2 separate regions of the Homo sapiens genome follow, and region 2 is linked to region 1. Evidence: read pairs that join two places in POLR2A ChIA-PET (ENCODE). Cell type or tissue: A673. All regions are shown on one strand. Each heading gives the region's core, and the rest is flanking DNA. Links, peaks and the distances in the headings are about the cores only. Region 1 overlaps NDUFAB1 (NADH:ubiquinone oxidoreductase subunit AB1). Region 2 overlaps PRKCB (protein kinase C beta).

Region 1 (12,519 bases), core at 1,415-9,414:
CTCGCCTGTAGTCCTAGCACTCTGGGAGGCCAAGGCGGGCGGATCATTTGAGGTCAGGAGTTCGAAACCAATCTGGCCAACATGGTGAAACCCCATCTCTAATAAAAATACAAAGTATCCGGGCATGGTGGCGGATGCCTGTAATCCCAGCTATTCAGGAGGCCGAGGCAGGAGAATCACGTGAACTGGGGAAGCAGAGGTTGTAGTTAGCCAAGATAGCACCATACCACTCCAGCCTGGGCGACAGAGTGAGACTGTCTGAAAAAAAAAAAAAAAGAAAGTGTGTATACACACACACACACACACACACACCACACACACTCTCCATGGAATACTATGCAGCCATAAAAAATGAGATCATGTCCTTTATGGTAACATGGATGCAGCTGGAACCAGTATCCTAAGTGAACTATCACAGGATCAGAAAACCAAATACCACGTTCTCACTTTAAGTGGGAGCTAAACATTGAGTAAACATGGACAGAAGGGAACAACAGGCACTGGGGCCTACTGGAGGGTGGAGGGTGAGGCTCCAAAAAACACCCATCAGGGACTGGGCACAGTGGCTCACATCTGTAATCCCAGCACTTTGGGAGGCGGAGGTGGGCGGATCACCTAAGGTCAGGAGTTCAATACCAGGCTGGCCAACATGGTGAAACCCCGTCTCAACTAAAAATACAAAACATTAGCCAGGTGGTGGCGGGTGCATGGTGGCGGGTATAACGTCAGCTACTTGGGAGGCTGAGGCAGGAGAATCGCTTGAACCTGGGAGACGGAGGTTGCAGTGAGCCAAGATTGTGCCACTGCACTCCAGTCTGGGCGACAAGAGCGAAACTCCTTCTCAAATAAAAAAACCCATGGGGTATTATGCTTATTACCTGGGTGATGAAATAATCTGCACACCAAACCCCATGACACATAATTTACCTATATAACAAACATGTACATGTACCCCTGAACCTAAATAAAAGTTAAAAAAAAAAAAAAAAAAAAAAGGACTATGTCTGCCTAACATGCCTGGAATAACTCTAGAGCAACCCAGAAGGAACCAGCGTATTGGTACCTGCAGGAAGGGAAGCAGATGTGAGTGTGGACCCAATCCCAGAGCTGACTCCCATCCTTCGACCACCTCATCTCTCAGCCATGAGATTCTCTGCTGGCTGAGGGCCCCTCACCTTAGTCCCTCTGCCTCAAAGACACTACTTACTGTAGGCCTTTGGTTCCTCTTCCTTCCCCATACTAGAAAGTCAGTAAAAGGAGAGGAATTATTTTGATGTAACTCTCAAACTAAACTCTTCAAGAGCTAAGCAATGCATACATGTTATTTACATCAACCCCAAGGAACCAACACAGTGCTAAGAGTAAAAGGGGCAGAACCAATAATGATGTGTGACAAATCAAACTGTGGTTTGATGTGTGGCAATGTCAAACTGACCTTCCAGGAGGAAAGAGAGCCTCCCATTCTCCAAAACTGTTAAACTGTATTAAAAGGGATCTTTAGGACAGTGATGAAAAACTAGTCCCACCTGCTGATATCAGCTGACACATCTGATAATAAGCTAATGGAAACCAAAACAAAGTTTTTTTTGAAGCAAAAAGTCCATTTCCATGAATATATTCACTCCTGATACGAAGGTGGGGAGACAGCCTTACTTCAAGTACATGGCTGGGGAAGCCATTGTTTTTGACATGCATGAATACAAATGACAAATCAGACCTTTAAAAATATTAAGCAATGTCAGTATACAAACATAAAAAAGCACTTTATAGACATCATTGAAAAACTGAAGATGGGGGAAAATGTTGGTTTTATAGATTTATTTTCAAAGAGTAAAACACATACAATTTAAATACAAGTCCATCAGAATCACTCTGTCAGAGTCAGCAAGAATGCCAAAATGTGTCCTCACTGCCAGACATTCGTCACTATCATCTGAGTCCTCTCTCAGCAAAGCCAAAGGGTCTGGAAAAGACAAAATAAGTTCAATGTTATTTTTGATGTATTCTTACTAATGATAAGTGACATCTTTCAGGTGCTAAAAATGCAGCCTCTGGCTGAGTGCAGTGGCTCATGCCCGTAATCTCAGCACTTTGGGAGGCCAAGCTGGGCGGATCACCTGAGGTCAGGAGTTCGAGACCAGCCTGGCCAACATGGTGAAACCCCATCTCTACTAAAAATATAAAAATTAGCTGGGCGTGGAGGTGCACGCCTGTAATCCCAGTTACTCAGGAGGCTGAGGCCGGAGAATTGCTTGAACCCAGGAGGCGGAGGTTGCAGTGAGCCGAGATTGTGCCACTACACTCCAGCCTGGGCAACAGAGCAAGGTTCCATCTTTAAAAAAAAAAAAAAAAAAATGCAGGGTCACTAAAAGCTAAAGACTAAAAACACTAATACAATGTTTTAATTCAAAAAGTCTTATTTGATTATTCTAGGTCCCAAGTAACAAAAGCTACTATTTACTGAGAGGCTTCTTTACATCATTATATCAAGTGATATATATACTCTCTTCAATTTTGCTTTCACAAAAGCCCCAGGTAGGTCCTATCATTACCACCATATTACATATGAGGAAACTGAGGCTTACAGAGCTAAGCAGCCTGCCTGAGACCACCAGGCTTATAGTGTGTGGCAAAGCTGAGAATAAACTTGGGTGTCTCTGACTCCAAAGTCCATCCTCTTATACATGAGGCCTCTCTTGCCTACTTAAGAGCCAGGTCACTTCAGTGTCTTACCCAGCAGGCTGGGCTTACCTTGGCTGAGTAATTGAGGGAGACAGAGGTCTGTTTCCAGGTTACCCTGTTCAGTACTTTGTACAATGTTCTGCTTTTGTGAGGACAGCTGACAATCAAGGGAGTTCTATCCAGGAATGACAGTTCTCAACCTCTCAAAGATCACCACCAGGGCTGGGCCCCTTTGAGTGGCAGACAACAGGAAAGGGCTTGCATTTTATAAGTAGTGAAAAATCTTGGTCAAGCATTTCCATTTTCTGTTTCTTCTTAAGTTTCCTTTATTGAAGAACCACAGACAAATCTATGGGTGAACATCATTTTTTAAGTCTATTTACCTGATACTTTATTCATATACATCCTTCTTATCTGCAATGTAATCTACAATTTCTTGTGGACACATTAACTTTTCAGCATCTATATCAGGAATTTCAAACCCTAAAAGAAAAATATACAACAATGTGAGAGAGTTAAAAAAAAAAAATCCTTTAGAACTGAACACACCTGACCCTTCTACAACAGCTACAAGTATATCAAAACTTTCAGCAACCTTGAATCCCATATAGGTTGTGGGCCAGTTAGCTTCTAGACAGTATGCATACAGGTTGGGTACGATGCTTTGGAGGTATGTTTGTTTGTTTGTTTGTTTGTTTGTTGAGATAGAATTCACATAATAGAAAATTCCTCCTTGTATATACCATATAATTTGGTAGTTTTTAGTATATTCACATTGTGCAACCATCACCATTGTGTAAAAGAAACCCAGCTCCCTCTCCCTCTCCCCACGGTCTCCCTCTCCCTCTCCCTCTTCCCACGGTCTCCCTCTCCCTCTCCCTCTCCCCAAGGTCTCCCTCTCCCTCTCCCTCTTCCCACGGTCTCCCTCTCCCTCTCCCTCTCCCTCTCTTTCCATGGTCTCCCTCTGATGCCGAGCCGAAGCTGGACTGTACTGCCGCCATCTCTGCTCACTGCAACCTCCCTGCCTGATTCTCCTGCCTCGGCCTGCCCAGTGCCTGCGATTGCAGGCACGCGCCGCCACGCCTGACTGGTTTTCGTATTTTTTTGGTGGAGACAGGGTTTCGCTGTGTTGGCTGGGCTGGTCTCCAGCTCCTAACCGCGAGTGATCTGCCAGCCTCGGCCTCCCGAGGTGCCGGGATTGCAGATGGAGTCTCGTTCACTCAGTGCACAATGTTGCCCAGGCTGGAGTGCAGTGGCGTGATCTCGGCTAGCTACAACCTCCACCTCCCAGCTGCCTGCCTTGGCCTCCCAAAGTGCCGAGATTGCAGCCTCTGCCTGGCCGCCCATCGTCTGGGATGTGAGGAGCCCCTCTGCCCGGCTGCCCAGTCTGGGAAGTGAGGAGCGCCCCTTCCCGGCCGCCATCCTGTCTAGGAAGTGAGGAGCGTCTCTGCCCGGCCACCCATCGTCTGAGATGTGGGGAGCGCCTCTGCCCGGCTGCCCAGTCTGGGAAGTGAGGAGCGCCTCTTCCCGGCCACCATCCCGTCTAGGAAGTGAGGAGCGTCTCTGCCCGGCCACCCATCGTCTGAGATGTGGGGAGCGCCTCTGCCCCACTGCCCCGTCTGGGATGTGAGGAGCGCCTCTGCCCGGCCGCGACCCCATCTGGGAGGTGAGGAGCGTCTCTGCCCGGCTGCCCCCTCTGAGAAGTGAGGAGCCCCTCCGCCCGGCAGCCGCCCCGTCTGAGAAGTGAGGAGCCCCTCCGCCCGGCAGCCGCCCCGTCTGAGAAGTGAGGAGCCCCTCTGCCCGGCAGCCGCCCCGTCTGGGAAGTGAGGAGCGTCTCCGCCCGGCAGCCGCCCCGTCAGGGAGGTGTACCCAACAGCTCATTGAGAACGGGCCATGATGACGATGGCGGTTGTTTCGAATAGAAAAGGGGGAAATGTGGGGAAAAGATAGAGAAATCAGATTGTTGCTGTGTCTGTGTAGAAAGAAGTAGACATAGGAGACTCCATTTTGTTCTGTACTAAGAAAAATTCTTCTGCCTTGGGATGCTGTTGATCTATGACCTTACCCCCAACCCGGTGCTCTCTGAAACATGTGCTGTGTCCACTCAGGGTTAAATGGATTAAGGGTGGTGCAAGATGTGCTTTGTTAAACAGATACTTGAAGGCAGCATGCTTGTTAAGAGTCATCACCACTCCCTAATCTCAAGTACCCAGGGACACAAACACTGCGGAAGGCCCCAGGGTCCTCTGCCTAGGAAAACCAGAGACCTTTGTTCACTTGTTTACCTGCTGACCTTCCCTCCACTATTGTCCTATGACCCTGCCAAATCCCCCTCTGCGAGAAACACCCAAGAATGATCAATTAAAAAAAAAAAAAAAAAAAGAAACCCAGTGCCCGTCAGCAGTCACTCCCCATCCTCCCTAGCTCTGGCAACCACCCGTGTACTTTCTATCTCTGGATTTGCCTCTTCTTGACATTTCATGTAAATGGTATATAACGTGTCATCTTCTGTGTCTGGCTTCTTTCACTCGGCACGTTCTCAAGGTTCGTGTGCTGTAACACACGTCACCCATGCATTTTTTTTTTTATGATGGTTGGGTTTTTATAAATGGCTGGGTTTTGGTAGTTAGCTTACTTTGGCCCAAACACTGTGCTGAGCATTTTACACATCATCTCTAATTCTCACAGCAATTCCAATCCTGGGGTTCCTACTATTATCACCCCCACTTTACAGCTGAGGAAACAGGCTTTGAGAGATACAGTTACTTGTCCAGGCTCATACCTGACTAAGCTCAATTCCAGACCTGGTACTCTTAAGCACTAGGCAAAGGGATTCCATCCTAGTCAGCATCATCTGTGAGGAATTTTAACTAGGCCCTGCTCTGCAGAACAGCACAGAAGTCCTTTGATTTCCTATTCAGCCAACTCACGCAGAAACAGCCATGGAACCTTATAAAGGTCTCACCTGCCCAACACACAGTCCCAAACTTGGAGTGTGCTTGTGAGCCAGGATAGGAGACCAAGGCCAGAGGCTCTGGGTGCGTCTCTTGTCCTGGCACACATTACTTCTACCTGGTTCGCGTTACCCGAGCTCAGGAGGGGCTGACATGTCATCAGCATGTGTTCCGGGGAGGCTTTTGCCCTTTGTCTTAGAACCCTGTCTGAAGAATCAGTCCCCTGGAACCATCTCTGGTCATTCGGCTCTTGGCACCACACTGGGCACTCTGCTGGGCTTGTGCAAGGTGCTCTCTGAATAAATGTACCATCCCTAAAGCTTACTTCACCTGATGGTAAGTGGGCAGGAAGGTGTGTGTGAAGGGCAGTGGATGCTACTGTTTCTATTAATATTTAATTCTAATTCCAATTCAGACGCCCACCACTTCTTTCAGTTTAATCCACCTTAATCAAAAATCGCAGTGTGTAGATAGAAGACTGAGCCTTACCAAATTCGTCTTCCATGGCCATGATAATCTCCACTTGGTCCAAACTGTCTAAGCCCAGGTCTTTCATAAAATGAGAATTTACTGAAAGCTGCAAGAAAGGAGCACCAAACACAAAATTTAGTCCATGAAAGCATCTGCTTCCCAAGATAACAGGGTGGTACAATGCCACTTAATCACTATATTGAATTTATTATACTTTAAGTTTTAGGGTACATGTGCACAACGTGCAGGTTTGTTACATAGGTATACATGTGCCATGTTGGTTTGCTGCACCCATCAACTCATCATTTACATTAGGTATTTCTCCTAATGCTGTCCCTCCCCAAACCCCCTACCCCTTGACAGGCCCTGGTAAATGATGCTCCCCACCCTCTGTCCAAGTGACCTCATTGTTCAGTTCCCACCTATGAGCGAGAACACACAGTGTTTGGTTTTCTGTCCTTGTGACTACATCGAATTTTTTTTAACATACAGAGGCTATAACTGACATTTTATATGTAACCTATGCTAGTATGTACATGGTTTGCTTTATCTTACTCTGTTTTGAAGTGAACAATATATACATAGCTAATGAAGGATTTCACTCTAATGTTGTCTGTTTTTTGGTTTTTTGAGAAAGTCTTGCTCTGTCACCCAGGCTGGAGTGCAATGGCACGATCTCGGCTCACTGCAAACTCGGCCTCCCGGGTTCAAGCAATTCTCACCCCTCAGACTCCCGAGTAGCTGGGATTATAGGCGTGCACCACCACGCCCAGCTAATTTTTGTATTTTTAGTAGAGACGGGGTTTCACCATGTTAGTCAGGCTGGTCTCGAACCCCTGACCTCGTGATCCACCCACCTTGGCCTCCCAAAGTGCTGGGATTACAGGCGTGAGCCACTGCGCCTGGCCAAAGTGTTTACTATCACCCTATCACTCTAATTTAGACCTCAGGATCACCAGGAATGATTCTTCAAAAACCCAAATCAAAAAAAAAACTGCCTTACCTACACAACAGATTCAATTTTTTTTCGTTGTTAGATGGAGTTTCACCCTGTCATCCAGGCTGCAGTGTGCAGTGGCATGATCTCGGCTCACTGCACCCTCTCCCTCCCGGGTTCAAGCAATTCTCTGCCTCATCCTCCCGAGTGGCTGGGATTACAGGTGTCTGCCACCACGCCTGTCTAATTTGTGTATTTTTAGTAGAGATGGGGTTTCACCATCTTGGCCAGGCTGCTCTTCATTTCCTGACCTCATGATCCACTCGCCTCGGCCTCCCAAAGTGCTGGGATTACAGGCGTGAGCTACCACGCCCGGCCCCACTTGTGTTTTTATTATTTATTATTATTTTTGAGATGGAGTTTCACTCTTGTTGCCTAGGCTGGACTGCAATCACGCTATCTCGGCTCACTGCAACCTCCACCTCCCGGGTTCAAGTGATTCTGCTGCCTCAGCCTCCCGAGTAGCTGGGATTACAGGTATGTGCCACCATGCCCGGCTAATTTTGTATTTTTAGTAGAGATGAAGTTTCTACATGTTAGTCAGGCTGGTCTTGAATTCCCGACCTCAGGTGATCCGCCCGCCTCGGCCTCCCAAAGTGCTGGGATTACAGGCATGAGCCACAGTGCCCGGCCAGTTGTGTTTTTTAAAAAGGGTGAGAGATACATACATATAATATACACACGTGTGTATACTTCTTTAACATATGCATTGAGTACCTTTGGAAACATACATGAAACTGGTAGCGCTGGCTATCTCCCAGAATGGGCCTGGGTGTCTGGGAGCCAGGGAGATTTTTACTGAGTATCTTTCCCTTTGCATTTTCTAGCATGTAATTAAATACTCTATATTTAAAGAAAAAAATTCAAACCACCATCAGTTACCTTCTCTGGGTCAATCTTGTCATAGAGTTTCAATACGTAAAGAACACGGTCCTGGATGCCCTCTAACGTCAAAGGAGGCATGTCGCTATACTGGCGGCACAACTGTGTAACTCTACCAGGAACCTAGAGCGACGGCAGGAAGGAAACACTGTCATTGAATGGAAAATACCTCTAAATCAATGCACAAGCCTATAGGTAACTTTCACAGAACTTTCGGGGCTTTAGAGAACCCACAGCATCTGATTCTCATTGTGGCCACCAGGACACACTAAGTTGCAGGACTGGGTAATCGCAGAAGCCCCAACAGTTCAGCAGCATCTCAGGCCTCCTTCCTGGGAGTCAGGACCGGCCCCTCTGCCTCCTGGCTTCAACCCTCAGGCTCTGGACATTCATACTGCTCTGCGACACTAACTGCCACTAAAATTGTCTAGCGTCTGCAGAATGCCTGTGTCTTCTCATGGCATCTTCAGCATCCCGAGGCCTCTACAGGGTGCTGCCACCTTTAATAGGCTGACCCAAGTCAAAATAACCCAAAAGGAAAGAGCTGTCATGGTAAACCCAAAGGCAATTCAAATTGAGGACCATACACCAGAAAGGTCTAGTTTGGTTCCAGCAGTTATCTCCCTGATCTCAGCCAGGACAAAGGAAGCTGGCCTCCCACCCAAAGAGGGGATGAGGGAGCTTACAGTCACTACATTCCAATCTGTTTCCCTTCCAGCGAGGCTTGCCTCATGGCCACCAGCCAAACCATGAGCCCTTCTGGCCTGTGCCATGTTAGAGCAATACCTCACGTATCTCTGGTATTAGTCGGCTCAATGTTTAGGTATTAGGGTATTGACCAGATTTCATTCAACAAATGTGGAATGAGCTGCAATTACAGGTCAGGGGGTTTAATGCTGTGGAAGGTACGACGCAGAATCAGAGAAAACAAAACAGGGTATCTGGCAGTTTTGCTCACTACTGAAATCCCTAATCTGGCTAGTCGTGGTGGCTCACGCCTATAATCACAACACTTTGGGAGGCCACGGTGAGCAGATCACCTGAGGTCAGGAGTTCGAGACCAGCCTGGCCAACATGGTGAAACCCCGTCTCTACTAAAAATACAAAAATTAGCCAGGCGTGGTGGTGGGCGCCTGTAATCCCAGCTACTCAGGAGACTGAGGAAGGAGAATCGCTTGAATGTGGGAGGAGAGGTTGCAGTGAGCCGAGCCTGCGCCATTGCATTCCAGCCTGGGCGACAAAGCAAGACTCCGTCTCAAAAAAAAGAAAAAGAAAGAAATCCCTAATCTAAATTGGTTTGTTTACCTCCTGAAGTTGATTTTAAGTCCGAGGCTTGGCGTTCTTCAGGCATTTCCCTATAGAAAGTGGGGCTGCTTGTTAGGGCTCAGGTCCCTGAAACTCACAAAGGTCCATGAAAAATCATAATAAATACTGCCCAGAGAACCAAACCAGTATAACCTCTGTAGAAGAAACATTCATCTTGCATAAAGAACAGGTATTGGGCCGATGTGTGTCTCACACCTGTAATCCCAGCACTTTGGGAGGCCGAGGTGAGCCAATCACTTGAGGCCAGGAGTTCGAGACCAGCCTGGCCAACATGGTGAAGCCTCGTCTCTACTAAAAATACAAAAATTAGCTGGGCGTGGTGGTGTGTGCCTGTAATCCCAGCTATTCAGGTAGCTGAGGCATGAGAATTGCTTGAACCCAGACAGAGGTTGCAGTGAGCCGAGACTGTGCCACTGCACTCCACCTTGGGCCACAGAGCGAGACTCTGTCTCAAAAAAGAAAAGAAAAAGAAGTCAGTTATTAAAATCAGGTTTAGGCTGGGCGCAGTGGCTCACACCTGTAATTGCCACACTTTGGGAAGCCGAAGCAGGCGGATCACGAGGTCAGGAGTTCGACACTAGCCTGACCAACATGGAGAAACCCCGTCTCTACCAAAAATATAAGTTAGCTGGGCGTGGTAACATGTGCCTGTAATCCCATCTACTCAGGAGGCTGAAGCAGAAGAATCGCTTGAACTTGGGAGTCGGAGGTTGCAGTGAGCCAAGATCATGCCATTTACACTCCAGCATGGGTGACAGAGTGAGATTCCGTCTCAAGAAAAAAAAAAAAAAAATCAGGTTTAATCAGCAAACTAAAGAGATGAGTTGGAGAGTATGATAGATATTCTAACGAGCCTTTCTGAGTACTTTCAAGAGTTTTAGAGCATGTTTCTTTGTCTAAATGTCTAGTCTCCTTTCGTATTATACATGGGTTAAGGAGACCTTTTATACAGGCACATGACCGGCCTACTTAACAATGACTCAAATAGGTTTCCAAGTCACAAATAAAATGGAGAAGAAAGGAATAAAGAGAAAGGGGGAGAAGAAATGAGGTAATATGGCAATGGCAGAAAAGAAATTTCAGTTGGAGGGATCTAACAGAGGCTGTGTGCTTATCAAGAAATGGTACGAGGCCAGGTGTGGTGGCTCACGCCTGTAATCCCAGCACTTTGGGAGGCCAAGGTGGGCGGATCTCTTGAGGTCAGGAGTTTAAGACCAGCCTGCCCAACACAGTGAAACCTCCATCTCTACTGAAAGTCCAAAAATTAGCCGGGCATCGTGGCGTGTGCCTATAATCCCAGCTAATCAGGAGGCTGAAGTGGGAGGATCACTTGAACCTAGGAGGCAGAGGTTGCAGTGAACTGAGATCATGGCTCTACACTCCAGCCTGGGCGGCAGGGTGAGACTCTGTCTCCAAAAAGAAAAAAAAAAAAAAAAAAAAAAAGAAATGGTACGATGCCAGGTGTGGTGGCTCACGCCTGTAATCCCAACACTTTGGGAGGCCAAAGTGGAAGGATCGCTTGAGCCCAGGAGTTCCAGACCAACCTGGGCAACAAAGCAAGACCCCTGGTGAGGGTATATTCTATGTTCGTACACAACTACCCATGAGGCCAACTAGGTTGTCAGCATTGTCCTCAGCAGCTCCAGCAAGTACCTACAAGGGCCAGGTGGGCACCATGTGATTAAATTAAACGAGTCTCTGACTGGAGGCCACATGCCAATCTAGAGTGGGTGCTGCATCAGGATCAGCGTGAGGCAGTAAGTTAGTGGGCAAGAGCTCAGACGCTGAAACTAGACCACCTATGCCTGCACCATGGTGCTGGCTCTCACTAGTTGTTTGGCCTTGGGTGGGTTACTTAACCTTCTACATCTCAGTTTCCTCATCTGTAAAATGGGGATAAACAACAGTACCACACTCACAGGACTGTTGTGAAGCATCAGTGAGATGAAGTAAAGGCTTGGACATTGGCTGGCACTTAACACAGTAAGTGCTATTTAGGGTTATTTAGTAGGATCCTGAGAACAATGACCAGCAGCAGCTAGTTTGATACCTTGGCTGTAGCGTAGCCCCAAAATACTTGATCCTACTACCCTCTCATGCTCCTGCCTCTGGTCTCTTTTTTTTTTTTTTTTCAGACAGAGTCTCACTGTGTTGCCCAGGCTGGAGTGCAGTGTTGTGACCTTGGCTCACCACAACTTCTGCCTCCCAGGTTCAAGTGATTCTTATGCCTCTGCCTCCCAAGTAGCTGGGATTACAGGCGTGCACCACCATGCCTGGCTAATTTCTGTATTTTTAGTGGAGATGAGGTTTTACCATGTTGGCCAGGCTGGTCCTGAACTCCTGGTCTCAAGTGATCCACTCACCTCAGCCTCTCAAAGTGCTGGGATTACATGCATAAGCCACCACGTCCCGGCCTCCATTAATTTCTTATCAGCTCAGGCTATGATATTGCACTTTACACACATCATCTTTCTTCAGCTCTCCAGTATTCTGGTGAGATCCATGATACTATCACCCTCCTTTTTACAGATGAGAAACTGAGGCAAGGGAAGGTTAGGTATCCTCCTCACCCCATGTCCTTCCAGCATGGCCTCCTGGAAGGTCTTGCTGCTCCTTCTAACTGGATCTCTGTTGATTGGGAAAAAATAAAAGGGATACAAAATGGACAAGCACCTCCCCAACAGCCAACATGTGATGTTTCTGGTGTTAGTTGTTCTTCCCCAAGATCTACACTTAACAAGTATATGGGAAATAAACCACCTCTCCCAGACATCAGAGAAGGTACTGTTTGCAGGTAAAGAGTGATGACCCTCTGGGCTAGTAATTCAAACAGATGAGGTTCCATCAGAATCCCGGTACTCCACTGGGGCTCACTTCTGCCTGAGGCAAACTCAGAGGAGGCTAAGGAGAGGGCTTTAAAGGCCGTCTCTACAAACTGCCGACTGGTCCACTCTACACAGGCAGCCCAGACCTCTCAAACTCAACAGTTTGGAAATGAACTCCTGACCTGTCTCCAAAACTCCTGCTTACAGACCTCTGTTCCTTCTCCGCCACCTGGGGCTTATTCCTTCAATAAGCCCTGTTTCATGTTCACTCCCTATGACCTTTGCAGAGAATACCCACAATTCCTCGCTGCAGCATACAGCTCCCTTCATGATATGCTCACTCTCTTCCCCCCAACAATGTTCCCTTCCAGACACCCTAAGA
Region 2 (12,519 bases), core at 1,570-9,569, 490 kb after region 1:
AAAGGCAAGGGAGGGAACCATCTGGACAAAGGGTAGTTAGTACACACTGTGACCTGAAGAGGGAGCTCAAAGCCCCCCTCCACTCCAGGGCTGATGTGAGGATGTGAGTTAAGGACTTGGATGCTGCTCTTGGGGCTTTCAGAGATAGGGGAGGAGCTTAATGACCTCGTCTTCATGATATACCCTAAGCATTCTCTCTTGGCTTTCCATTTGAGACTTACTCTGCCTTCAGACCTCTCAGAACTCTGCATATCTGGTATGGTAAGAGGAGCCTGAGCTACCTCTTCTCTGCATTGCCTTGAAAACAAAACATGGCCGGGCACGATGGCTGACGTCTGTAATCCTAGCACTTTGAGAGGCCAAGGCGGGTGGATCGCTTGAGCTCAGGAGTTTGAGACTAGCCTGGGTAACATGGTGAGACCCTGTCTAAAAAAAAAAAAAAAAAAAAAAAAAAGACAAACAGGACTGGGGAAAAGGAATAAGAGGAGCCCGTCCAACCTTCCAATTTCCACCAATTTTAATGTGGATCCAGAATTGAGAATGCTAGTCTAGCTCAACTCAACAGGGCCAGTGGTTCTACTTGTGATTGGGGGTAAAGGTCCTAGGGTAGTAAAGAGAGTGAGTACCTGCCTGGCTTGTCCGCTCTGCACATGTCTCTGGGCAGTAGCTGTGGGATGTGGTCCTGGACACTAGATCCCATCTGTCTCCTCCTATGGAGGCAGGATCTTACAGGGAACAGCCGGCAGCCAAGGCTAGCTGGAGTCTGGCCTACACCATATAAGGAGATGGTGCAGGAAAGGCTGAAAGTTATGGTGGGGGCCGAAGAGGGCGTTGAGTTGCAGTAACCATGCCCAAGCCTTTGTGGAGTTAATGATCACAGTGGACACATTCTGGAGGGGTCGTCGGCATCACTGGGCCCTGCTCCAGGATCTCAGCAAGGATGTTATTATTATCATGAGGGTGCCCAATTCAGTTTGCTACTTGTTTATGGGCTGATTGCAATTTGGATAGAGTTTAACCCCCACCCCACCCCCGCCTTTTGTTTTTAAAAATTTGCTGAGGTGAAATTCACATGACTTAAAATGATCTGTTTTAGAGTGAACAGTTCAGCGGCATTTAGTACATGCACAGTGTTGTGCAACCACCACTGCTATTTAGTTCCAAAACATTTCCATCATTCCAAAATAAAGCCCCATACTGATTAAGCAGTGACTACCCATCCCTGCCTTCTCCCAGCCCCTGGCAACCATCAATCTGCTTTTGTTTTTAATTTTTTTGAGACAGGGTGTTTCTCTGTCACCCAGGCTGGAGTGCAGTGGTACGATCATAGCTCACTGCAGCCTGGAACTCCTGAGCTCAAGCAATCCTCCCACATCAGCCTCCTAAGTAGCTGGGACTGTAGGCATGCACCACCATGCTCAGATAATTATTATTTTTATTTTTTATAAAGATGGGGGTCTCCAACTCCTGGCCTCAAGTGATCCTCCCACCTCAGCTTCCCAAAGAGTTGGGATTACAGGTGTAAGCCACCACAACCAGCCAATCTGCTTTCTTTAACTCTCTCTTTCTCTCTCTCTCTCTTTTTTTTTTGAGATGGAGTTTCCCTCTTGTCACCCAGGCTGGAGTGCAATGGCATGATCTCTGCTCACTGCAACCTCTGCCTCCTGGGTTCAAGCAATTCTCCTGCCTCAGCCTCCCAAGTAGCTGGGATTACAGGCCTGTGCCACCAGACCGAGCTAATTTTTGTATTTTTAGTAGAGACGGGGTTTCACCATGTTGGCCAGGCTGATATCGACCTCCTGACCTGAGGTGATCCACCCGCCTCAGCCTCCCAAAGCACTGGGATTACATGTGTGCGCCACGCACCTGGCCTAACTCTCTCTCTCTTTTTAAGGCTGTTTAAAAATGAAACTATTCAGTAGCTCAAGTATACCTTACTGTAAAGAGGAAGTATTTATGCAGTGCTCAGTCATCTTGATCAGAGATGATTATCAAAACATCAAAATATCTCTATGCCAGCTGGCAACTAAGAAATACCACCAGATGTCCTCTGCCTCTCTGGCCTTGTTAGTTTCTTCTCCAAGAGCCCTTGGATGTGATCTGATAATGAAAAGGTGAATGTCTAGTTCAGTGGGAGCCTTCACATCTACCCCAGGGCTTTGGCTGTCTCCAATCTGATGGATAAACCGCTTGCTAAATATTTTGACTATCAGCCCTGTGATTAAGGTCAGGATTAGAACTGTTGTATTTGTAAGAACCTCTCCTAAAGATGGCCTCCCATTGCCCACCTGTTTGAATCCTACCTGCCTTAAACATTTTTGCCATTTTTATTTATTTCTTAGAAACAGGATCTTGCTCTGTCTCCCAGGCTGGAGTACGGTGGTACAATGTTGGCTCATTGCAGCCTCAGACTCCTGGGCTCAAGTGATCCTCCCGCCTCAGCCCCTTGAGTTACTGGGACTACAGGCGCATGCCACCATGTCTGGCTAATCGTGAAAATTGTTTTTGTAGAGACAAAGTCTTGCTATGTTGCCCAGGCTAATCTCAAATTCCTGGCCTCAAGTGATCCTCCCTCCTTGACCTCTCAAATTGCTGGGATTACAGGTGTGAGCCATTGCGCCTGGCCGGTTTTTTAAATGTCTCAGTCTAAAGTTCAATATTCATCCCCTAGCCCCTAAGCCATGTTTTTAACACCTCGATAAACGATGTGCTGACTTTACCTAAAATGTGTCCAGTATTCCTTCTGAGATGGAAAGATGCTATTTTGGGGGTAAATATGTTGATCTTTTCCAGAAGGAGTCCAAGACAGCTGATGATAGCTTTTGCTTGTTCTCTATAGAAGAGCAAGTGATGGCCGGGCGTGGTGGCTCACGCCTGTAATCCCAACACTTTGGGAGGCCGAGGCAGGCGGATCACGAGGTCAGGAGATCGAGACCATCCTGGCTAACATGGTGAAACCCCGATACAAAAATATTAGCCGGGCGTGGTTGGTGGCGGGCGCCTGTAGTACCAGCTGCTGGGGAGGCTGAGGCAGGAGAATGGCATGAACTCAGGAGGTGGAGCTTGCAGTGAGCCGAGATCATGCCACTGCACTTCAGTCTGGGTGACAGAGCAAGACTCCATCTCAAAAAAAAAAAAAGAAGAGCAAGTGATGTGTTTAAGACACACCTCGAAGCTACTGCCATAGAATGTGTGACCATGGTTATGGATTTCATAAGGGGCACCCTAAGAGGGAAAAATAATCTGACCCAGATGGATCTTCCGAGGCACTGTGATGTCGTGCCTAAGAGTGCAGCCTTGGGAGGAAGACAGAGAGGGTTCAAATCCCGCTCTACTGTTATCAGCTCTCTGTATACCTTGGACAAGTCACTCAACCCCCTCAGCTGTCAGGTTCCACATCAGTAAAATGGGGAAAACAGTAACACTCACATCATAAGGTTCTTGTAAGGATTCAATGAGATAATTCATGTGCAGTCCTTAGAATAGTGCTTGGCTCATATAGTAAGAGCTCATTCACCGTCAACTATTATTATTTAATCTATTTTCTATCATATTTTGGAATAAAACATTTTGGCTTACTAAAAAAGAACAAAAAGAACATGTATTTAAAATCAGTAGGCAACAGTGAGTCAGTGAGGATGTTCTGAGAGTAGGAATGACATGATAAGATCTGCGTTCTGGGAAGATTAATTTGTCTGAAGCTTATAGGGTGACCTGAAAGGAGACGAGGAGGGGAGGGAAATCTGTAAGGAGGCTGATGCAACGGTCTAAGCTGCTTTGTGCAATATGGCAGCCACTAGCCACGTGGGGCTGTTTAAATTTAAATTAACGAGCTTGGCCTGGTGGCTCACACCTGTAATCCCAAAACTTTGGGAGGCCAAGGTGGAAGGATTGCTTGAGGCCAGGAGTTTGAGACCAATCTGAGCAACATAGCAAAAACTTGCCTCTACAAAAAATAAAGTTAGCCAAATGTGGTGGGATATGCCTATAGTCCCAGCTACTCGGGAGGCTGAGGCAGAAGGCTCACATGAGCCCAAGAGGTTGAGACTACAGTGAGTCATGATTGCACCACGCACTCTAGCCTGGGTGACAGAACAAGACCCTATCTCAAAAAAAAAAAAAAAAAATTTAATTAAAGAAAATTAAATAAAATGCAAAACTCAATTTTTCCAACACAATAGCCACATTTCAGGTATTCAGTGGCCTCATGTGGCTAGTGGTTACTATACTGGACATCAAACACTTCCATTATTTTAGAAAGTTCTATTGGACAGTGTAACTGTAATAGGTTCACTGCCCAATGCATGCAGCAAGTCAATACACTAAGCCACTGAGTTGCAGCAGAGAAACAGGTTTAATTGTAGGGAAGAGACAGGAGGAAACCTCAAATCCATCTCCCAGAGGAGTCTGGGGCTAGGATTTTTAAGGGTTTTGCAGTGGGCTGAAGTGTGGAGATTGTTGATTGGTGGAAAAGAGCAGGATGGAGTCATGGGACAGGGAGATAAAGAAGCTGTGTTCTCTTGCTGATTCAGTTCCTCTGTTTGGGGTCTTTAAACTGGTTGGCATCAGCTATTCTGCTGGAATTCAGGATCTGTTTAAGCAACTCTTAAACAAAAGCCTATGATTCTAATGTCAGAAATCCTATCTGTAGGAACAACGAGGTTGCAAATGGTCAGTATCCAGTGTTACCTGACTTTTAGTTGCAAGGAAGTGGGTCAAAGTTAGCCTGATTAATGCTGAATTGTAACTATATTTCTGTCCAGAATTCTTCCTACCCTGGTGAGGCTGGCTTCAACAACACTGGTCAAAAGCAGTGGTTTTCATACATGAGTGTCACATCAGAGTCATCTGGAAAGTGTGTTAAAATACAGGTTGCTGGGTTCCATCCTCAATTCAGCAGGTCTGAGCAGGGCCTGAGATCATGCATTTCTTTTTTTTTGTTTGTTATTATACTTTAAGTTCTAGGGTACGTGTGCACAATGTGCAGGTTTGTTACCTATGTATACATGTGCCATGTTGGTGTGCTGCACCCACTAACTCGTCATTTACATTAGGTGGGAGGAATAACATTAGGAGATCATGCATTTCTAATGAGTTCCCAGGTGATGCTGACGCTGCTAGTCTGGGCCACACCCTTTGAGAACCACTCTCTGAAACAGGACTTCTCAGTCATGGTGTGAGGGAAAGGGGAGTTGTTTGGAGCATGTGAAAAGCCTTATTTATATGCCCCAGTTAAGCCCAATTGGGATTTGGACTCAGCCTCTTTCCAGGATTGGCAGTTGTTGGCAGATGTACAGGAGTGCTTTTGGCTTTTCTGGTTAAAAGAGGTGAAAGGTGGGGCTAATTCAGAGTATGGAGATCAGAGGGGTGAATCATGGAGCAAAAAGGGGGCCTTATCTGCTTCTTCATCCATTCTCTCTGTCATCCTGGAGCTCAGCTTTTGGGGCCTGATAGGGAGAAAGACGAGACAGAAGCTTTCAGAACTGAGAAGTCAGAATTCACTGGCTTTGTTCCTCACTAATACCTTGACAACTTTCTCCCTAAGGCAGTGGATGACTCACGTCTAGCTGCATGGTCTGGGGGGAGGAGCCTCAGGGTACAAGTGACAGAATTCAATGAAGTGCAAAGTGGGAGAAACAGGCACTTCAAACCTCAACGTATTACCTTGCTACAAGTGTGCCTTTAACTCACTGTTTGAGTCACAGAAGGAAACAGCATAGGGCTTGCTCTCAGGGAGCCGGAGTATAGCATCTGCTGATGGCCAGGGTCACTGGAATATTTGCCTCTGTCTGGGCAGAGTTTAGAATAACAGGCAGAGGCATAGGGTGGGGGCTGTGCCGGAACTCTGTCTATCTCATCTGTGTACCCTTTTATAGATGGTCATCGGATTTGTATTTGCATCTCAGTGTAGTCAGACATTCTTCCAGAACACTCCAGCAGTGCTTCTGTGCCTGCTGGAAAATAGCTGCAGCTCTCTCCTGAGGCAGCTCTTCCCACAGTCCCAGCTGCTCCCCTGGGATCCTCCTTGGACCTCCCCATAGCCTGGCAAGTAAACTTAGCACCTGGGCATATCAGGGGGCCTCTAGGACCCTGTTCCAGTACTGAGCACAGCATCAGTACTGGTTAGCTTGTGCTTGGGCTGTGCCATTTGGAAGTATTTTGAAGATGCACATGCACGTGTGTGTGTGTCTGTGTGTCTACGGTGGTGAAGAATGGAGGGATGTGGGATGGGGCAGATTCAGTAGATGCCTTGAGATATGGATAGTTTGGTAAAATTATGATAATAAGAAAATGGAAAGGATGCCAGTTTCCTTCCAGCTAGTTAAGACCCATTACTTTACTCATTGACCCACCTAACCCATCCATCCATCCACCCATGCATTCATCTCTCCATCCATCCATCCATCCATCCATCCATCCATCCAATCCATACATTCATCCATCTAATCCATCCATCCATCCACACATGCATTCATCTCTCCATCCATCCATCCATCCATCCATCCATCCAGTTCATACATTCATCCATACATTCATTCATCTGTCTAACCCATCCATCCATCCACTCAGCCAACTCATCCATCCATGTAATCATATATCCGTTTAGGATAAATGTATCCAGCACTCTCTTTTAGTGCTTCTGTGTGACTGAGGATGTTTGACAATGAAAGGAGGAAGCATTCATCTGCTGGGACCCCTTCTAACAGATGTTTTCTTCTCCCTTCATCCCTGAACAACAGTAGGAGAAACAGGAAACTTGTCTTCAAATGGTAGCCCTTTTCCCTGACTGTCTGAGGATCATGGTCTGAGAATGTGCCTCTCAGTTTTTAAAAATCCTTGAATTCCATGATTCAGTGATGTAGTTAATGTAGACAGGGCTCTTCTATCAAAGCAGGGAGCCTATTGAAGATATGAGAAAATATGCACTGTTTCTCTAGAGAAGGGAAGTAAACCCGCCTTCCTCAGAGCTGGGAAGGCTTTTGTCCCAAGCTTCTGAAAATTAAACCCATCACTTAACGTTCTCACTGAGCAGATTGCGGGGCTTCTGGCCCTATGCTGCTTGGGTTGTGCAGAGCTGCCGACAGACAGTTTTGATTGAATGTCCAAATTAAGCTGCCAAGCAGCGACTCTGCAGCTCCAGGGACTCCATGTTAGTATTTATGTCACATCTTTAGAAATAATCACATTGCAAAGCAGCACCCAGAGCCATGTCTGCAGCCGCTGCAGCGTGGGAGAGGGGGCTGTTGAGCACCTCCTGCCTCCATGCTTCATGCTGCATTTACTCAGCACCCAAGCAAGGGTGGGGCCCCATGGCACGCCATCCTGGTTCCTGTCCCGAGGATATGAGTGAGGAATTGGTAAACCTCGTCTGTCCTTCTTGTTTTCACTTAACTTGAGGCAGGAGGTGGTCTCCAAACAAGAAGTAAAGCTAACTTATTGGATGCCTGACTCCCAAACCATCTGTCCTAGGCAGACAGAAAGACCCTCAGGGCCAACCTGAGGGGAACAGATGTTTATGGGGGGCAGGTTTACTCTTGTTTTTCCAAGCTGGGCTGAAGAGCTCCTCTTCCATCTGCATCAAGCCCTGAAAACTCTGCCGTGCATGAGTAAAGTAGCAAGTGCTGCATCCCCCAGTGAGATCCAGTGGTGACATTGTCCACACCACTGGGGAATGCTAGTTATTAAGAGACTGGGCTTGTGAGAGCTCAAAGGTGGACTAACCCAGATCTTCCCTGTCGAGGGAAATGGTCTCTAGACTTGTGGGGTTGTGGTTGTGTGGAGTCAGAGTAAGTGTGGAGCAACGCTGGGAACTGTAGGACCCTGAATGACCAGGGAAACCGCTGTAGAAAATAGTTGACACTAAACTGGGTTTAGGGGGTCATAAAACCTCCAAGATTTCAAAGCTTCTGGGTCCCAGGAGGACTCAGTTACTGAGCACAAAAGTTGCATGGTTTTGGTGTCAGGCCTCTGAGCCCAAGCTAAGCCATCATATCCCCTGTGACCTGCACGTATACATCCAGATGGCCTGAAGCAACGGAAGATCCACAAAAGAAGTGAAAATAGCCTTAACTAATGACGTTCCACCATTGTGATTTGTTCCTGCCCCACCCTAACTGATACGATATATTCTCCCCCGCCCTTAAGAAGGTACTTTGTACACCTATCCCAAACCTATAAGAACTAATGATAATCCCATCATCCTTTGCTGACTCTCTTTTCGGACTCAGCCTGCCTGCACCCAGGTGAAATAAACAGCCTTGCTGCTCCCACAAAGCCTGTTTGGTGGTCTCTTCACACGGACACACGTGACATTTGGCAGTGTTGCAAAACCCTCAGAAGTCCGAGTATCAGCTGGACTGAACCTTGGGGCACCCGCGTTGTGTCTAGTTCCAGTTTGTTAAGAATTAGGTGCACAAGACCAGCCCCCCTTTTACACAATGATTTCTTTCTCTCAGATTTAGAGTAACATTTTTTTTTCTAACTAAAAATGTAATTAATGCTCAACTGAGACCATATATTGAATGTCTCCTTCTTCCAAATTCCCACTGAAGTGACAAAGAGATTAAAAATGGAAAAAAATTGATCAGGGTGACAAACCAGAAAAATGGTATCAATCAGATGCCAGAATCTTTGGGGAATTTTTCTAAGATACAATTCAGACAATCCAAGCTGATTTTGTGTTCTCTTTTCCAACATCTAAGCCTCTTATACAATACTTTTAAAAAATGTAATTGCGTTGATTGGTACTTTCAGAACAATGTTAAATTATGATAGTGATGGTGGGCATTCTTAATTTGATTGTGGCCTTAATAGATATGCCTCTAGAGTTTTACCCGTAAGCATAATGAAGGCTGTTGGTATATTTATTACGTCAAGAAAAGCATTCATTTATTTCTATTTTTCCAAGTGTTAAAAGGACGAATGGTTATTGAATTTTGTCAGTCGCCTTTTTCGTCATTTTTTAAGATAATTATATAGTTTTTCTCCTTTGACCTAGTTTTATAGTGAATCATATTATTAATAGATTTTCTAAAATTATGAAAGATTTTTGTTTGAAGAGTGTGCGATCGGTTTCTAGCTTTTGAAAGATCACTTTGGTGGGGGAGTGAAGGAAGGGCTCAATAGAAGACCACAGGCAGGAAACCAATGAGGAGGATCTTAATTTCACCCAGAGAGGAAAAGTGAGTGGCCAGGGAGCAATCATATGAGCAGCTGCTGTTTATGAATCACTCATCACCTGCCCAGCACAATACCAGGATTCAAATATAACTTAATAATCACAGTAATTCTATGGCACACTTATTATTGTTCAGATGGCAGTGATATGAATAGTAGGGACTCAGGTACACAAAATGAGAAAGAGGCAGATCAAACAGCACGGGGTTGTAGATTGCACCAAAGGGAGGAGACCAGAATGATTTCTAGATTCTTACTGGGGCAGTTGGGTGGATAGTTCAACACTCACTAAGACTGGCATTGAAAGACAGGGAGGAGACATGGTGGTGTCGGGGGAGCAGGAGGATAATGAGCGTTGTTGGACATGTTGAGTTTAGCGTACATATGGGACATCCAGTACAAGATAACCAGTGGACAGTTGTACATACAGTTGTAAAGGTCAGTAAAGAGGTGTGGGTGGGAGTTGTCAGTATTTAGGTAGAAGTAAAATCATAAGAGTAGAGCCCCTGGAAAAATACGGAAACTAACAAACAAACTTCCGAATAATCCATGGTTTAGTTCAAAGAAGAAGTCTCAAGGGAAATAAGAAAATATTTTGAATTGAAAGAAAATAAAAGTATAACACATGATACTTTGTGGAATCCAGATTAAAAAGTGCTTAAAAGGAAATTTATATTGGTAAATTCTACCAACACTTAAAGATGAAATAATACTGATTCTCCTAAAAAGTAGATGAGAAGGGAACATTTTTCAACCTATTTTATGAGGCTAGCATTACCCTCATACCAAAACCAGACAAAAATAGTACAAGAAAACTACAAGCAAATATCTCAAATATTTTCTTCCAGTTCGTCATTTGTGTTTTGCAGAACAAATGTTTTTAAACTTTAATAAAGTACAATTTATCATTTTTTTCTTTTATAGGTCATGTTTTTAGTGTCATGTGTAAGAACTCTTTGTAAACATAAATATAAAAATCTTCATAGAAATATTAGCAAATTAAATTCAGCAATATATAAATGAAAAATACACTCCGTCCAAATGAGTTTTATCCTGAGAATGCAAGCTGGCTTAATAATAAAAAAAAAAATCAACCAATGTAATTTACCATATTAATAATCTAAAGAAAGAAAAAAAATTAACATATCAATTGATGCAGAAAAAATTGGACAAAACTCAATATTCATTTATGATGAAAGTTCTCAGCACACTAGAAATAGAAGGGAACTTTCTTGATCCAATAAGAAGTATCTACCAAAAACCTGTAACATACTTAATGATGAAAAACTGCATGCTTTCTCATTAAGCTATGAAACAAAACTAAAATGTTCATCCTCCCCAGTCCTATTCAACATCATGTCATAACCAGCACAGTAAGATAAAAAAAATTTTTAAAGGCATGTGGGGCTCGGCTCGGTGGCTCATGCCTGTAATCCCAGCACTTTGGGAGCCTGAGGTGGGTGGATCATCTGAGGTCAGGAGTTCGAGACCAACCTGGCCAACATGGTGAAACCCCCACATCTACTAAAAATACAAAAATTAGTCGGGCGTGGTGGCAGATGCCTGTAGTCTCACCTACTTGGGAGTAGGCAGGAGAATTGCTTGAACCTGGGAGGCAGAGGTTGCAGTGAGCTGAGATTGCACCACTGCACTCCAGCCTGGGTGACAGAGCAAGACTCTGTCTCAAAAAAGTAATAATAAAATAAAAAATAAAAACCATATGGAATGGAAAGGAAAAAAAGAAAAATTGTTTCTATACACAGAAAACAGTATTGTTTATGTAGAAAATCCACAGGAATCTACCAAGAAATTACTAGAAATAATGAGTGAGTTTAGCTGGGTTGCAGCATACAAGTCAACACACAAAAATCAATTGTATTTCTATATATTAACAACTAGAAACCAAAAATTTAAAAAATACTACTTACAGCAGCTGCAAAACAAAGGAAATATTTAGGTATAAATCTAACAACACATGTCTAGAATCTATATGCTAAAAATTCCAAAACACTGAAAGAAATCAAAGAATACCTAAATAAATGAAGAGATAACCCATGTTCATGGATTGAAAGACTCAGCAGAGTGAAGATAGCAAGTCTTACGATTGATTTGTAGGCTTAATGAAATTCAAGTCAAAATCCCAGCAGGATTTTTTGTATGTTTGGACACAGTGATTCTAAAACTTGTATAGAAGGGCAGTGAATCCAGAATGGCCAAAACAATTCTTAAGATGAAGAATAAAGTTGGAAGAATTACTGTACCCAATCTTAAGACTTACTATATAAAGCTTCAGTAATCAAATGTGATATTGGTGACAGGATAGATACACAAGCCATTGGAACACAGTAGAGAATCCAGAAATAGACCCACACAAATACGGCCTATTGATTTTCAACAAAAGTGCGAAAACAATGAAATGGAAAAAGGACGGTCTTTCAACAAATGATGTTGGAATGATTAGACATTCATATGAAAACAAAATGAACCTTGACCTCCATCTCACACCTTTTGCAAGAATTAACTCAAAATGGGTCATGGAGCAAAATATAAAGGTATAAAATTTCAGAAAACACAGGAGAAAATCTTTATGACCTGTAGTTATACAAAGAGTTCTTAGACGTGACACTTAAAAACGTGACCCATAAAAGAAAAAAAAAAAAGTGGTAAATTGTACTTTATTAAAGTTTAAAAACTTTTATTTTGCAAGAAACAAACTATAAACTGGAAGAAAATATTTGCAAATCACATATCTGACAAAGGACTTGTATCCAACTCATTGTATCAGAACTCTCAGACTCATTTGTATGAAGCCAGCCTTACTTAAAATGTAATCTAAAAACCTGAACAAACACTTTACCAAATAATACAAGGATGGCCAATACATTCATGGAAAGATATTCAATATCACTAGAAATTACAGAAATGCAAATTAAAACCACAATGAGATACCATTGCACACTTACTAGAATGGCTAAAATAATGATGATAATGATAATAAATACTGTCAATATGGTGTGCTAATGAGTATGCAGAACAAGAGGAACTCTCATTCATCACTGTGGGAATGCAAAATGGTACAGCTGCTCCGGGAAAGTGTGGCAGCTTCTTATAAAGCTAAACAAACGCATATAACTGAATGATCCCACTCCTAGTTATTTATCTTAAAGAAGTGAAACTTTATGCTCACACAAGAACCCGTGAGTATATCAGCTCTATTTGTAATCACTAAAATTTGAAGACCACTGAAATATTCTTTAACAGTTGAATAGATAAACCTTGATACATCCATGCAATAAAATACTACTCTGCAATAAAAAAGAATTAACTGTTCATATACACAAC

What was found. ChIA-PET counts read pairs that join two places held together with the same protein. Peaks named below come from ENCODE experiments on the same cell type or tissue, not always from the same donor. Only the 100,000 strongest peaks of a DNase experiment are listed, where the experiment ranks them.
Region 2: POLR2A ChIA-PET joins it to region 1 with 10 read pairs; 2 of 35 experiments call an interaction of 5 or more read pairs at or near these places.

What each region holds. Positions count from the first base shown.
Region 1 is chr16:23,579,211-23,591,729 of GRCh38, forward strand. NDUFAB1 (NADH:ubiquinone oxidoreductase subunit AB1) reads right to left here. Exons shown (of 5, transcript NM_005003.3): 2 at 7,987-8,109; 3 at 6,126-6,213; 4 at 3,066-3,165; 5 at 1,804-1,963. The coding sequence ends at 3,074. Among named protein-coding and RNA genes, the nearest start is that of NDUFAB1, 11 kb to the right of the region's middle. In A673, for the core only: no CTCF peak of the experiment used is centred there; no DNase peak of the experiment used is centred there; H3K27ac peaks cover 447 bases.
Region 2 is chr16:24,071,009-24,083,527 of GRCh38, forward strand. The region is part of intron 5 of PRKCB (protein kinase C beta); the gene reads left to right. Among named protein-coding and RNA genes, the nearest start is that of MIR1273H, 130 kb to the right of the region's middle. RefSeq lists enhancers at 4,507-5,319, 5,320-6,132. In A673, for the core only: no CTCF peak of the experiment used is centred there; a DNase peak (open chromatin) is centred at 5,563.